Regions from separate parts of the Homo sapiens genome. Here all the other regions are linked to region 1. The links are chromatin contacts, found by Hi-C or POLR2A ChIA-PET in ENCODE. All regions are on one chromosome and are shown on one strand. The core of a region is the stretch at or near the end of the contact, and the rest is flanking DNA. Distances in the headings are between cores, read along the strand shown. Region 1 overlaps ZDHHC14 (zDHHC palmitoyltransferase 14). Region 2 overlaps ZDHHC14 (zDHHC palmitoyltransferase 14). Region 3 overlaps ZDHHC14 (zDHHC palmitoyltransferase 14).

Region 1 (4,441 bases), core at 597-3,096:
TTAAAGTATTTTATTTCATTGGCCATCCACCATTAAAGTAAACTTCCTGTTTGGGGAGAACCCCAAAATAGGTGGGAGGCAGGGCCCCATCCTCCCATCCTCATTATAGATGCTGAGTGTGGGGCAGTCGCCACCTTCGCCTGGCTGTCTGCTTGGGCGTGGAAACAAAACAGGCCAAGGGCTCCCACCCAGGTGTCTGAATCCGGAGTTGTGGTCTTTGAAGACAGTCAGAGTTTCGTCGAGAGCTGCAGCAGAGGGAACTCAGTGGTGGTGCCGCAAACGTCCTACCTGTGGTACTTGCCTCCTGCAACATCCTGCTGCAGATGCAACTGGCCGTGCGGGGCTGCCCAGCCTCCTCCACTGTTCCTGGTTTCTGAGCCTCATTCTCCAGCCTCCTTGTTGATTCTACCGGCAACCCGACAGTCTTCTGGTTCATTCCTCTTCTGCTTAGATTAACTATTTCTCATGTTTAAAATGTAGAATTCTGAATGGCATGGTTTTCTTTTGCATTGTTCTTACTGCCATTTTCTAAATATTTTACAACTGCAGTTTTGAAGTTTCTGTCACCCAAGATTTATGAAAAGCCTCTTTAAAAAGCTTCTTTACAAAGATTTATAAAAGTTTTTTAAAGTTTTTTTTAAAAGCATTACAATTAGGTATGTTTGTACATTTCTATCTTTGTGATTCATTTCTAGTTTTATTGTTTCATCAGATGACATTTTCAGTGTGATATCTGCCTTTAGAACGCTGGAAAGTGTTTTGGGCTTAATATGATTAATTTTTGTAAATGTTCCATGAATGGTTGAACATGGTAAGTACACTTTGTAAAAACGAAGTTCAACATACATTTATTATACTTATACACTGGCATACTCTACTTACAGTTTGTTGACCTGAGCCATGAAAAACAGATGTATGCTATTATTTCTCACTAGCATTATGTAACAAATTACCTTTGCATTTTCTAACAACCTTTACTTTATATATTTTGATGCAATGTTATTTGGTGCATAAATGTTGGTAATTTAATTCTACTCTTAACCAATATAAAATTACTCTTTAACCTGTGTAATATGATAAATACAATACTGTCTGCCTTGAGTTCTCCTTGGTCTGCTCTTAATAATGATCCCTGGGGACTGGCTCATATTTTCACATACTTAGTTATTGTCACAGCACTTAACACATAGATGCTTATTCAATGTTGGTGAAATGAAGAGATAGCGGAAACCAGGAGAATCAGTAAAGTCCTGTTTGTTTTGGTTCCAACAAGGATACGAATCTCAGCTCCCTCCACTCCCCTCCAATGACCTGCTTTCCTATGAGAAACTAATAGCCCCCTCATCATACCCAAATAGTTACAAAGGCATTCCCAAGTGCTAATCCACACCAGAAGGCAGCTGCAGGGCCGAATCTCTGCCATGTCCAAACTCTTAATGTACAACTGTGAAGCAGTGGCTGGGTTCCTGAGGGCAGCGCACAGCAGAGTGTATGCAACACACAAGGTATCTGCAGTCTGAGTTCAGACTCACACACAGAGGAAGCAGTGAGAGCAACAAGGGGCAGACACTGTGGGACAGAAGGCAGAGTGTGCAGTAAGATGCAGTCAAGTGCCCGGGAGAGGAAGAGCACAGCCAAAAAGAGGCGAGGGAATGAGAAAGAGAGCCTGTAAGGATTTAAAAGAGGCAGGGGAAAGCCCTGCCAGAAATAAAAGCGACTGGACACTGAGTCCCTGCAGAGGGCGCCTGGAGGTTCTTTGTGGCACCCACACCAAAAATGACAGGACAGAAAACAAGGGACCAGGCCATGTCCTGGATGTGGGAGGAGGCTGGTCTGCTCGGTGCCCCCCAGGGGCTGGCATGGCCTGAGGGCTCCATGTACTACTTCCTTCGTCTTCACAGCCCTTCCAGATGTGGCATCTCAGGTGCAGAGACAGTCCCAGTGCCCACACAGGACAGCAGGGCTGGGACCCAGGCTGCAGCTGCCTCCAGAGGCCACCTCTGAACCTCTAGACTAAGCTGCCTGGGTCTGGCCAGAGTTAGGCAGACTCTTGTATAACCGGTTTGCAAAAATGCTGGCAGTGTTTCATCTTACTGTCTAGCAAACTTTCTTATTAGTTTGTCCACAGTATGTGATTAAAATCTAGTACATGTAAATCCCTTTTTATTACAGGTTTAGGCTGTACTAAAAATACGCATTCCAGCGAAAGCTGCTGGCAATTCCGACGCTGGACTAGGGCCCACCAAACGACAGACATCCCTCATAGGGCCTACCCCATCAGAAAAACGAGGGCAGCATGCACCTGGGGCTTTAAAACATACATAGTGAGCCCGAGAGGGTCTCACAGGCCCATGCTTTGCCTCTTCAGCTCCTTCAGTTTCTCTCGCTTTAATGATTTGAGGGATATGAGGATCCGAGAGAGAAGAGGTGGCTCCCTGGCCCCAGCTGTTGGTTGTTTAAAAATATTCCGTAACCTCAAAGCCCGCCTGGATAAATAAACAACCCGAAATGCTGCGTTCCACGTGTGCAGAAGGAACGCGATGGCAAGACTCACAGAGAACCAGAGAGACAGTCAAGGATTCAGAGAAAGAGACAGACGGAAACAGGCAGCAGGGACAAAGTCAGAGAGAGACAGAAAATACATTCACGTCGATCACGGCAGATCATCTAAATCCTTCCAGATTACAGAGAAACAAGGCGATTCCTACTACTTTGTGAAGACGCTTCTTGTTGTAATCAGTTACTTGGGAGCACCGATGGTGGCATTCCCATCACTGATGAGACCATCAATGGCCAGAGCCACGCGCTTACTGGCCCCTCAGTGTGCCGCAGGTCTGTCTGTGCTGGGTGCTGTGGTGGGCACTATCTCAGTTAATCTTCAAAAGAAACCGAGGGGGTAGCACTAGGATCACATCCATTTTACAGATGTGGTAACAGCTGGGAGCGTTCAGACAACTTGCCAGGTTCCAGTATTACTCAATGAGAGGACCAGGATTCAGCCCTGGCCTGTGTGTTCTCAGAGCCAGGTCCCCAACCACTGGGGCCTGCCAACTAACTCTATATTTGACCAGAGAAAGCTCTTTCTCAGTCCTCAACTAAAAAGGCCCCTATGACTTTCAAACTTATTTAACAAAGAAAACTGCTCTTCTGAACGGCCTGGGAAGCTGCATTTTTCCTCTCTCCTCTCCCATGCAAAGTGACATTTATTTACTGTGCTTGGGAAGGACCAGCTCAAACCTGCTCGTTACAAGGTAAGGGAAGCCACAAGTTCCCACCTCAGCTTTCAGCATACCACTGTGCTACTTCTCTTGCTGCAAAAAGAATTCTTTCAGTGAAAACTTTCCATCTAAAAATAAGATCATGGCCAACTCTGCAATTACACTTCTCAGTGGGAGACATTTGCCTTCCACTCTATTTTCCTGAATGCAGAATGTCCAAACTACTGTCCTGCTCATCAGTCAACCAAAGGCCCCAGTGTCCCATAATTAACCGGAAAACCGAAGCTATGCAGTTTTCAATCACTGGGTGGTGTTTTGAGGAGCCCTGTGGGCAGCTTTATTTTAGATCACTCATATGCTACTTCTTCACCTGTCCCCCACGGAGCTGGCCCTGAGCACCACTCAGAGGCCGCGGCTTGCGGTGTGCTCCTGGGTTCCAGTCTTCCTCCTCTAGATCCTGCCCCAAACTTCCCCACTTCCTCTCCTTTCCCTTTCTCTTTCCTGTTCTGGGTCTCCCATACATAGACCACCACCATGTTCGGTTGTGGATACTGGGTGGCCACCGTGACTTTGATTTACCAGAAAGGTGGAGGCCTGGCTCCTGGCCTATTATAGCCTGGTGGCTCCTAGGTTCACGGCTGGTAGAGTGCACAGGAGAGGATCATACTGGAAACACTCACACATGCAGAAGTACACCGTCACTGGGGAAAGGCACAGCTGTGATAAGGGGCTTTTACATCTCATTCATCAGGGTTCTTTAAGGGACACATACACCTGTGGGCAATGGGAGGGAACAAATGTGATTATATGAACTTTCAGAGCAGTGTCTGATAATAATCCAAAAGGAATTTTAAAATAGTAAGTCACAGTAGATTGAGAAGAAAATTTTGACTGTGATTAAAAATCTAGCCTAGGCCGGGAGCAGTGGCTCACATCTGTAATCCCAGCACTTCAGGAGGCCGAGGCAGGTGGATCACTTGAGGCCAGTTCAAGACCAGCCTGGCCAACATGGTGAAACCTCGTCTCTAAGAAAAATACAAAAAAATTAGCTGGGCAGGGTGACATACGCCTGTAGTCCAGCTACTCGGGAGGCTGGGGCAGGAGAATTGTTTGAATCCGGGAGGTGGAGGTTGCAATGAGCTGAGATCATGCCACTGCACTCCAGCCTGGACGACAGAGCAAGACTCCATCACAAAAAAAAAAAAAAAAAAAAAAAAAAAAAA
Region 2 (4,896 bases), core at 155-2,654, 70 kb before region 1:
GATGCTTCAGGCTCCTTTACTTACACAGCCTCTTTCCAAGGCCTCGTTCTCTGCATATTGTTTGTTTTTTCTTAAAGGAGGTCTCCCATGGCATGGTTCAGACCACTCCAAACCTGGCCCACTCCAGCACATACCTACTGGTGCTTTGCCATGCTGTACCTACGACTTGTTAAGAACTGTAGCAAACACTGTGTGGGCCTCACTGGCCAGGACCTTGTTGGAAATGCTCTTGAGTTTGTCAAGGGTGAAGCTTAAGGACTTGAAGAAGGTGTGAAATAATATTTGTGAAAGAAGAAGTTTAGCCTAAGCCATTTAATTTTTGTTTTGTTTTGTTTTTTTTGAGATGGAGTCTCACTCTGTCACCCAGGCTGGAGTGCAGTGGCACGATCTTGGCTCACTGCAGCCTCTGCCTCCTGGGTTCAAACAATTCTCCTACCTCAGCCTCCTGAGTAGCTGGGACTACAGGCACGCACCACCATGCCTGGCTAATTTTTGTATTTTTTTTTTTTTTTTTTTTAGTGGAGATGGGGGTTTTACTGTGTTGGCCAGGCTGGTCTCAAACTCCTGACCTCAAGTGATCTGCCTTCCTCGGCCTCCCAAAGTGCTGGGATTACAGGTCTGAGCCACCGTGCCTAGCCCGTAAGCCATTTAATTTAAAAAATCTATATAGAAGTCACTCAGAAATGTTTTCCAAATGACTCTTTGGAACCCTGACTTATCTGATGATAAGCACCTCTTCTACACAGATTTGTTTAAACATCTTAAAAGATGACTGTCTATCTAAGTCTAGCTATGGGTGTTTCCCCTGATAGAGGGACTGCTTTTGTAGTAATAATGAACCTACTCTCTGTGCCCTCCCCAGCTTTCCTGCTGGGATGACAGCAGGGGGCAGGGGCACTGGCATCAGGCACCTAAGTATCTAAGTCCTGCGTGTAGTTCACAGCTTTGAAAACACTTTGCCACATTCAAACTGATTTCCATTTAGAAGGCAAATCTCAGTTGGGGCACACGGGGACCAGGCTCTGTTCTGCAGGGTGTCACCCATCTAAATCTCCTGTTGGCTCAGAAGAGAGCACTGGCGTGGACAGAGCAGAGTTTTGTCAGATTCCAACCAAGGGTAGTGCAATGACTCTACTGACTGGAATTTACAATTCTCATTAAACGCTCTCAAAACGTCGCCTGTTTTGAACATATGCTTCTTAGAAAAAACTTAGATATCAAATGACTCAGGGATACCTGATTTTTTTAAAAGAGCTTTTCCTAATTTTCCACTCTGCCAGAATTCCAAGGGCGATGGGTTCATAAACCTTCATGGCTGTGATTCTCATTTGAGAAAGTCATGGGGGAAAATGGCCAGTATTTTCAGGGTTACTGTGGAGATGGCCATGACAAATATTCTTACACTTCCCTTTTTTTTTTTTTAAACCTTTGCTTCTAATTCTTATTTGCCCATTTCTTGTTGACTTTTCTACTTAACTTTCTTGCTCTCTGGACTCACCAACTCTCTTCCCCTCTATCCTTCTTCCCCATTGATTTCTCTCCCACTTCTCCTTTTTCCGTCTTCTCTTTTTCTTCTTTGTTTCTTCCTTTCTACCTCTCTCTTTTTTACTTTGAACCCTTTTCCCTCCGCTACCCAGCCTTCCTGGCTTTTCATTTGAGGACCCTTTTACCTTCCACCAGTAGAGGGAGACATCACCGCTCGCTTTTTCTCTCTTACAATTTGGTGGCTGTGCATACATCCCGGCTAACACCAAGAAGCCGTTGGTTATGTTTGAATTGATCTAACCAGTTATATAATCCTAAGGAAAAACAGCTGACCACTTAGATATCTGACAGTGATAGTCCATCTACTCTGAACAGAAAACTGAGATACTCATGTTTTTATTCCAAAACAACCTTTTAAAAGTTCATATGTATCAAATATTAGGTTGAATCATATGACATTACCAATTTTTAAGGTCAAAAATTGGCCGAATGCTGGATACTAATAGAATAGAATTTTGATTTCTTGTAAGAGTGTCTATGAAAAGACCTTTCTGCTGGCAGCATAAAAATCCCACTGTCTGGAGTGCTGGAGCTTTTGCTGTCATTGCAGTAAGTCACTGTGACAGCTGATTTACTGCCCAAATGAAGTGTCGGCATGTAACTTGCAAAGAAGTTTATGGCTTCAGATGTCTGGAAGTCATACACATTAGCACTTAATGTTACAATTTAAAAATGCCATAGAGATCATTCCTGTTTCTGCAGATTCTCAAATAAAATTGCTCATGTAGGAATACATTTTATTTTACCCTAGCTGACGTCTTGTCTGAAAAAACCGAGTGTACAGATGCTACTAAAAGCAAAACTAGGAGCTTTCTAGATGGTCTGTGTACAAATTAAGAATGAGTGAAATTATTTATTTCTTTTGCTCCAATTCTGTCAAAAGCATTAGAGTTACGCATCATGTATTTCTGCTTGGCTGTGAAGCTCTGTTCTGGGGTCTTATGAATGCTTATTAACAGTTACAGAAACACCACAGTCTTCTAAAGTCCACCTAAAATGCAGGTGCAGGTTGGAAGGAGAGCTTTTTTGTATTCTTTTATTTAACATTATCATTTACGTTTGCCTAAGTTATTTTTTTTCCTACTACATTTGATTTTTCAGATTACATGGAGAGTTCTTCTGCAATACTAGCTTAATAAATCATGCAACTGCTGGTTTAATCTTGTTTTGATACTGGATTGGGGTATTTAAAATGTTAGGTTAAGTAAATACAGTAAATGATTTTCTAAAAACAAAATTGTAGCAATTATGTACCATGTTACTATCTTTGCATTTAGCATGCGATCCCAAAGGACCTTTGTAGCAACAAGTGCCAGATATAAGCATAAATGATGACACCAATGCTATACAAAAGTTAAATTATTTGACAATCAAATGAAGTGTGTACACTAAAAAGTGGATCATAACTGGATGTCGTGAGTATGTCATGCATATACATTGTTCTAGATAGAACTTCAATGTTAGCTCATAATAAAAGCCAATAATGAGGGAAGCAGCAATAATGAAAATGTGGTCCTCAGCTGGCTCTGGGTTATCTGCACATACTTCCAGTATGGGTCCTTGAAATTTCATAGGAGTTCAGATGGCAAGAGACACCTGTGGTCACACCCATCACATTATTGCTTTAGATGTCACATTGTTGCTTCCCTAACATTTTCTTCCTTGAGAATTTATAGTAGAGAGAAAATTTCATAGGCACTGAATAACCACCCCCATCCCCCACTTGTGAGAGAGGATACACTAACACTGAATTTTCCCATTTTTGAGATAATAAATAAGACCTCATTAGGTACTTTGATGCCAGCTTTCTATCAATATTTATCTAATTTTTTGACCTGCAATATCAGGGTGCTTATCTAGACGTAAAATTATAAAGCATTTATCTCTAATTTCTAAAGTATTGCATATTTCCTTAGGAGCACGTCTTCTATCATTCAAGAAATACCTTTCTTATCCGGATACTGGTCCTAAAATAAGATGGCAGGCAAAAGTTTGACCAAAGATACCTGGGGCCTCTTTCCCACCAGCCTTTCTCTCCTCTGCAAATGAACATGCTGAGTCTGATGCTAAATCTGTCTCCAGAGGCTCCTCCTTCAAAGTAAACACTGGAAACAGCTTTAGGTCAGAGTAGTCACACCCCACGGCTAACTCAGTGTTTATTGTTGGTAGAGTGGGTAGCAAACAACCCATGTCTGGAACATATGGCAACATGGGTTGTAACATGTCCTCTAATTATAGAGACAAAGCTTCTCTTCTACTCCCAGGAATGATGGAGAACTGATACTGGACCAGCATTCAGCCTGTATATAAGGGAGTATATGAAACTGGCCAAAGTACAGGAGGCAAATGGTTTCCAGTAGTGCACCACAGGCAATGCAAGACTGTAATCCCTGAGGGAAGGGAAACTCACAAGGTAAGCCCCACAACCAACCAATTCTTTTCTTGGGGAAAGTTCCCCAACCATTGCACAGAGCTGGAGTCTGAGCAGACCATAGTCATTCAGCTATAGAGAAAACAGAGGTCAGAGTGCGAGAAAGCTGAAGTGGCTGGATCTCCAGGGCAAGACACTGGAGAAGAGGATGCCGTTCTGGTCCGTTCAGGAGGACCAGAAGTCCTAGTGGAGGTTCCAAGGGCTGTAGGCAAGGGTTGCGCTGGGCATGTGCAGGGTGAGAATCCCCTGCCCCAAGGCTTATAAGATAGCAGCTGAGATGTGGCTGAAAGAGAAATAGAGATACTCGAGGTTGAGAAAAGTAGTGCATTAGGGACACTGAGGTCATGAACACCTCCAACACATTGTTCACATCCCCGGGATCCCAAAGACATCAGAAAGGCTGTGCCTTAGGAGTAAGAATCATGCCCTAAAGTAAGACCCTAGACCCATCCTAACAAAGCTTGAAACCAAACAATCTTCAGAGAAGACAGAATTTGGAGGTTGAGTTCCAACAAATTAAAAAAGTCTGGAAACCACTTTGAACTTTCCACAGATCTGTACTAACGAAACATAATACAAACCCACACACGTTCAAGGTGACTAGCCAGTACCTGAACTGCTTGCTGTAACAGGGGCAACACTCTTTGGTGTAAGATAACAAAATCCAGAGTCTCTATACCACATATCTAAAATGTCCTGTAGTCAATAAAATATTAATAGACATACAAAGAAATGGGAAAATATGATAGAACCAAATCAAAATTTTACAACTAAAAAGCACAATAAGCAAAATGAAAAATTATCTGGATGAAGTTAGCAGTAGATTGGATATGGCAGAAGAATCAGTGAACATGAAGAGAGATCCAAAGAAATTATCCAGTCTGAAGAGCTGAGAGAGAGATATTGAAGGAAAAAGCACA
Region 3 (4,561 bases), core at 1,625-4,124, 110 kb after region 1:
CTTATCTCAGACATCTGCAGATCTGCCACACGGTGTGCCTGGTGGAGAGCGGCTGGGTCACATCTTGGGTTCTAAACATATCTAATTCAGCCTCTCCCTATGAATAACCACCACCCTCCAATTCAGAATCGAGACTGCACCTACACCCAGTGCCTCAACAAAGAGCATTCTAAAATTTAAAACTTCTAAGAAATGAGAACAACGTTTTTTAAACATTCAATAAAAACAACAATAAAAACATTCAAAAAAAAAAACAACTGAAAGAATAAAAAGGTGTTTTAAAAAACCTGTCCATTTTTCTTGCAGATTTCAAAACCAACACTTCTTGTCGGGATTTTCTCTGGTGCAGCATAAATGCTACTACAACGTTTACGAAGGAAGTGATTGCGCATGAGTTTGTTCTATGTATCGGGTTCACATTACAATTTAAGCCTCCAGTAATGTTTTCATTTTCTAAAAATTTCAATTCTAAATATTCCTATGTGAGAAAAGTGGGAATAAAACTCAAATGAGCAAGCTGAGATTCCCTGTGAGTTTTCAGGAATAGTTGTTAATCGGATGAGGCAGGTTGCTTACACCCTCGATTTGCAAACATCTTTATTCCAGACAGATCTGCTGATGGAAGCCCGTTTACTGGTACAAAACACCATAAAGCCGCTACAGTAAACAAACCGCACAGCATCAGGTTATCTTGTAAATCCATTAAAAACAGAGTAACAACTCTTCCTTGTGCTCACGAAATACACATACTCAATTAATCTATGGAAATTAAATGGGTGGCATGATTGCTGCAGACACACCAGCGACACTAAGGCACCTCCACACCGCGGCTCAGAATGCAAACTCCTGGGAAGGGGGGCGGGGTGCCCTGCGCCTGGCAGATAAGCCCATTCATGCAAACGTGTATGCTCTTCTTAAAGACACGTCTGTGAGGTCCAATCAGCCCTACAGACAGCAGTGCTCTAACCTGCCTAAAGACAGACAAATACTAAACTGGTAGTGAGTACTGATAGGACATTTTATGAACCAGCGACCCTTGAGGGAAAGAGGGCTACAAGGAAAATGCAATTCTCCTCTGCAAAGCCAGGTACACTTTGCAATGAAAGAAGCCTTGTGGCCATCTGAGATTTAAAAATTAAGCTCTAAAGTACCCCTAAAAAGGGTATGCTCTTCAGACATCTTGAGTTTCAGATTAAATTTTCTGACTGTCCCTATAGGATGATGGTGCCTGTTAAACAGACACACCCTCTCCTAGAAGCAACGCAAATTGAGGGTTGTTTGGACCACAGGGCGAGTGGATTTCAGATGCAAGGACTCCCAAAGAGAATGCCCTGAAATCCTCGATTGAGTTCAAGTCGGGGAGAAACCCGGCTCCGTGGGCTCCCTGCCAGGAGATTCCCAGGCCTGGAGTCTGATCACAGTGGAGTAGAGAAGATCAGCCATTTTCTCCAAACCAAACTTCCTTTCATACCCGCCTCCCACTACAATTAAGAAGCAAGTTGGTGCCAAATGCCAGGCAAGGTCTGGCTGGAAAGAAGTGGGTGCTGCCTCTGGGAAGGGAGGCCTCCCGGAATGTGGGTGGGGTTGCGTGGTGGGTACGGGATGCCTTCTCTCTGGGAGGGATGGCTTGGATTCTCAGGTCCCACCTGGGCTGCATGTGAGTAGAAACCACTCCTGAGAAAGAGTCCACAGCCATCAGGCAGCAGAGGGGATGATCTCCAGCACATGGCTCCCAGTCCAGGGCATCTTGGAGCTGGGGAGGGGTGGGGGCCTCCTGTGAGAGCCTCTGAGACCTGGAAGGGGCTGGAGAAAGAGCAGCTCCGGGGGACCTGCCTGGATGGGAGAGGGCACAGCAGGAAAACAACACCTTGGCTGCCAGTCATGAGGCTGCCGAGGCTGCCAGTCTGGGTCCTGACATCTCCCTTTAGCTCTTGCCTCTGCCTAATAATAATAGTACTAAAAATAACAACGACAATCATGAGATTTAGAAAAGCTCTGATTCCAACCATGCATGAATCCTTGTGCTGCTGGAAGGCAGTATGCATAGAGGTTAAGTGCTCTGACCTGGGGCTTCATCCCAGTTCCGCCATGCACAGACTGTATGGCCTTAGGCCAGTCAGCGTCTGTACATGAAGGATATTAATCATTTCTACTTAAGAGGGTTGTCATGAGGATTAAATGGCATAATGCTCACCAAGGGCATGTAGTGAAGGTTTAGTAACTACTACAAGTTGATATCACTTTTTTCTTTATTTTGGATTTTCTTTAGTCCTTACAGGTTTGCAAAGAAATAGTAGACAGAAGACCAGGTCAGTGAGACTCCAAATGCCACCCAGGCCCTCACTAGGACCGCGCTGGAACTGAGTCACCCAGCAGAATGGATCAGCTGACCTGCACCTGGTCTCATTTTCCCTTCAACCTCTCTACCCAACTGCATCTCCCTCCTGCCTGAAATCCTTCTGAGATCAGCCCCATGTCCTCCAGGATGATACTCACACTCCCGGCAAGGTGGCCAGGGCCGGGGTCAAAGGGGTTCTTCTACATCCCCCAGCCTTAGGGACAGCGTGGGGAGACAGAGAGGAAGAGCTTAAGGTTTGGTGTCACAAAGACCCAAGTTCAAAGTTTGCTCTTTTAATTATTACTTATGTGTCCAGTAGTTGCTGAATCTTTCTATGTTTCAGCATCTTCACTTGCAAAAGTGCTGCTAACACCTACCAATGCTGTAGCTGGGCTCAGGCCTGCAGGCAACAGCAGCCACTGCCATAGGTGCCTCCCCAGCCCACCTCCTGCATCCTCCTGCGTCTCCTCACCTCATATGAGGCCCAGTTCTCAGCTCACCACACTTCCTTCTGTTTTCTTCCCTTTACACATCCTGTTCTCTGGGTCTCACCCATCCTTGCCACGCCTGCCCTGCCTTCCTTCTCTGCCTGGTTAAATCATATTTCTCTTTGACACTTCCCTTCCAGCACGACCTCCTCTGGGAAGGGCTCTTCCCTCGGGCTCCCTGTGAGCTCCTGCAGCATCGTCAGGCTTCCTCTGCCACCCTGTTCACAGGTCTGTTCTGATTCTCTCTCTCCCTGTCTCAGCATCTCCTATCTCTGGACCCCCAGCCCTAGCACTTGGTAGGTGCTCAATATGTGCTCATGGAAGTGAGAATGGAAATATCTATATAAATGATTCAAGATCTAACTTGGACAATTAAAAACATACACACAGAAGTGAGAATTCGAATTTTAGAATTTCATAGCTAGAAAGAATATTCACATTTGTCTTATCCATTGCTTCATTTTATGTGAAGAGGTGTCAGCCAGAAATTTGTCGACTGCCCAAGATAATACAGGTAGGAGATGCTGTGCTTGGCAAGTTTAACGGAATTGAAATACTGAAGCCATGGCTGAGTGTCTACCATACGGCCAAGTTCACAGGTACCGGTGTAGTGACGCGATTGGATATACCAGCAGGCCGACTCCCTTACATATGGGAGAGCCTTGTTTCTCTTAGCAGTCACCAAGAACACACCTAGAGACTGTCATACAGAGGCCCAGGGCAACTCACTGAACTAATAGCATGGAATGATAAACACCACGGAATAGAACTAACACAGTCACCTCATTGCCTAAGTGCAAAATGGAAAAAAACAAGGATACCAGCTTTAGAAACATTCTTTCTTTTGAGGGGGCACCGAGTTTCACTCTGTCACCCAGGGTGGAGTGCAGTGGCCTGATCTCGGCTCACTGCAACCTCCACTTCCTGGGTTCAAGCAATTCTCCAGCCTCAGCCTCCCGAGTAGCTGGGATTACAGGCACGTGCTACCACACCCAGCTAATATTTTTGTATTTTTAGTGGAGACGGAGTTTCACCATGTTGGCCAGGCTGGTGTTGAATTCCTGACCTCAAGTGATCCACCCGCCTTGGCCTCCCGAAGTGCTGGGATTACAGACATGAGCCACTGCACCCGGCCTTAGAAGCATTCTTTATAGATTTTTTTCCCTTCAAAAAAAAAAAAAAATCAGAAATAGGGGAGATACAAGGGTAGGTTTTAAATTATATAATTTTTAAAAAGATTTAGCCTTTTAAGAGTCAGTCACTGGGGCTCTGCCCATCTCTGCCAGAAATGCAAAATCAATGTGGGAAAAGTGGGACAGGGAGAAAAACCATAAAGCCAGAAGAAAAATGAAAACAAAAATCTAACCACATAAACACATGGGAAAAATCTAAAGAAATCACGTTTGGGCTAAGACTCAGAAAGGAAATTTTTACATACAAAGAAAGATACCAGCAGGATGAGAGAAATCACATTCCAAACTGTCTTGCTCCTATACTTCCTCGTGGAGACCTTTCCTCCAACAAAACTGCCTCCCAGGGGTGGATCCCGGGTGTGTGCAGAGGATGAAGCCTCCCATGTGCACGAAGCTCAGTCCCTGCTGCAGTACAGGGCACCACAGGCACCCCCAGGCCCAAACCTCCCAATGCTGTTGTACAAGTTCACGAGTGATCAGGCTCAGGGCCTCAGGTTCATGTCTAGGTCCAAGAGTCTATAATTCCAACATCTACCTAATTT

The links. Hi-C counts contacts between places; a loop is a spot of excess contacts on that map. ChIA-PET counts read pairs that join two places held with the same protein, here RNA polymerase II (POLR2A). Pooled maps may share reads with other maps.
Region 2: a map of PC-3 shows a loop between it and region 1 (8-fold over the local background). The contact joins two enhancer-like sites. A Hi-C loop is called at or near these places in 8 of 168 maps with a recorded cell type or tissue (B cell, OCI-LY7, PC-3 and 5 more), 2 of 37 single-sample maps with no recorded cell type and 11 of 50 pooled maps. POLR2A ChIA-PET finds 5 or more read pairs at or near these places in 1 of 52 experiments (K562).
Region 3: a pooled map shows a loop between it and region 1 (2.2-fold over the local background). The contact joins two enhancer-like sites. A Hi-C loop is called at or near these places in 1 of 168 maps with a recorded cell type or tissue (Calu3) and 2 of 50 pooled maps. POLR2A ChIA-PET finds 5 or more read pairs at or near these places in 2 of 52 experiments (activated B cell and activated T-cell).

Annotation. Positions count from the first base shown.
Region 1 is chr6:157,595,181-157,599,621 of GRCh38, reverse strand. All of the region lies in intron 3 of ZDHHC14 (zDHHC palmitoyltransferase 14), which reads right to left. Among named protein-coding and RNA genes, the nearest start is that of MIR3692, 68 kb to the right of the region's middle. Within about 2 kb of position 1,846, at least 12 of the 41 ENCODE cell types and tissues checked have a DNase peak (open chromatin) inside an H3K27ac peak, as active enhancers do.
Region 2 is chr6:157,664,144-157,669,039 of GRCh38, reverse strand. All of the region lies in intron 8 of ZDHHC14 (zDHHC palmitoyltransferase 14), which reads right to left. Among named protein-coding and RNA genes, the nearest start is that of MIR3692, 140 kb to the right of the region's middle. Within about 2 kb of position 1,404, at least 2 of the 41 ENCODE cell types and tissues checked have a DNase peak (open chromatin) inside an H3K27ac peak, as active enhancers do.
Region 3 is chr6:157,485,129-157,489,689 of GRCh38, reverse strand. The region is part of intron 1 of ZDHHC14 (zDHHC palmitoyltransferase 14); the gene reads right to left. Among named protein-coding and RNA genes, the nearest start is that of MIR3692, 42 kb to the left of the region's middle. Within about 2 kb of position 2,874, at least 3 of the 41 ENCODE cell types and tissues checked have a DNase peak (open chromatin) inside an H3K27ac peak, as active enhancers do.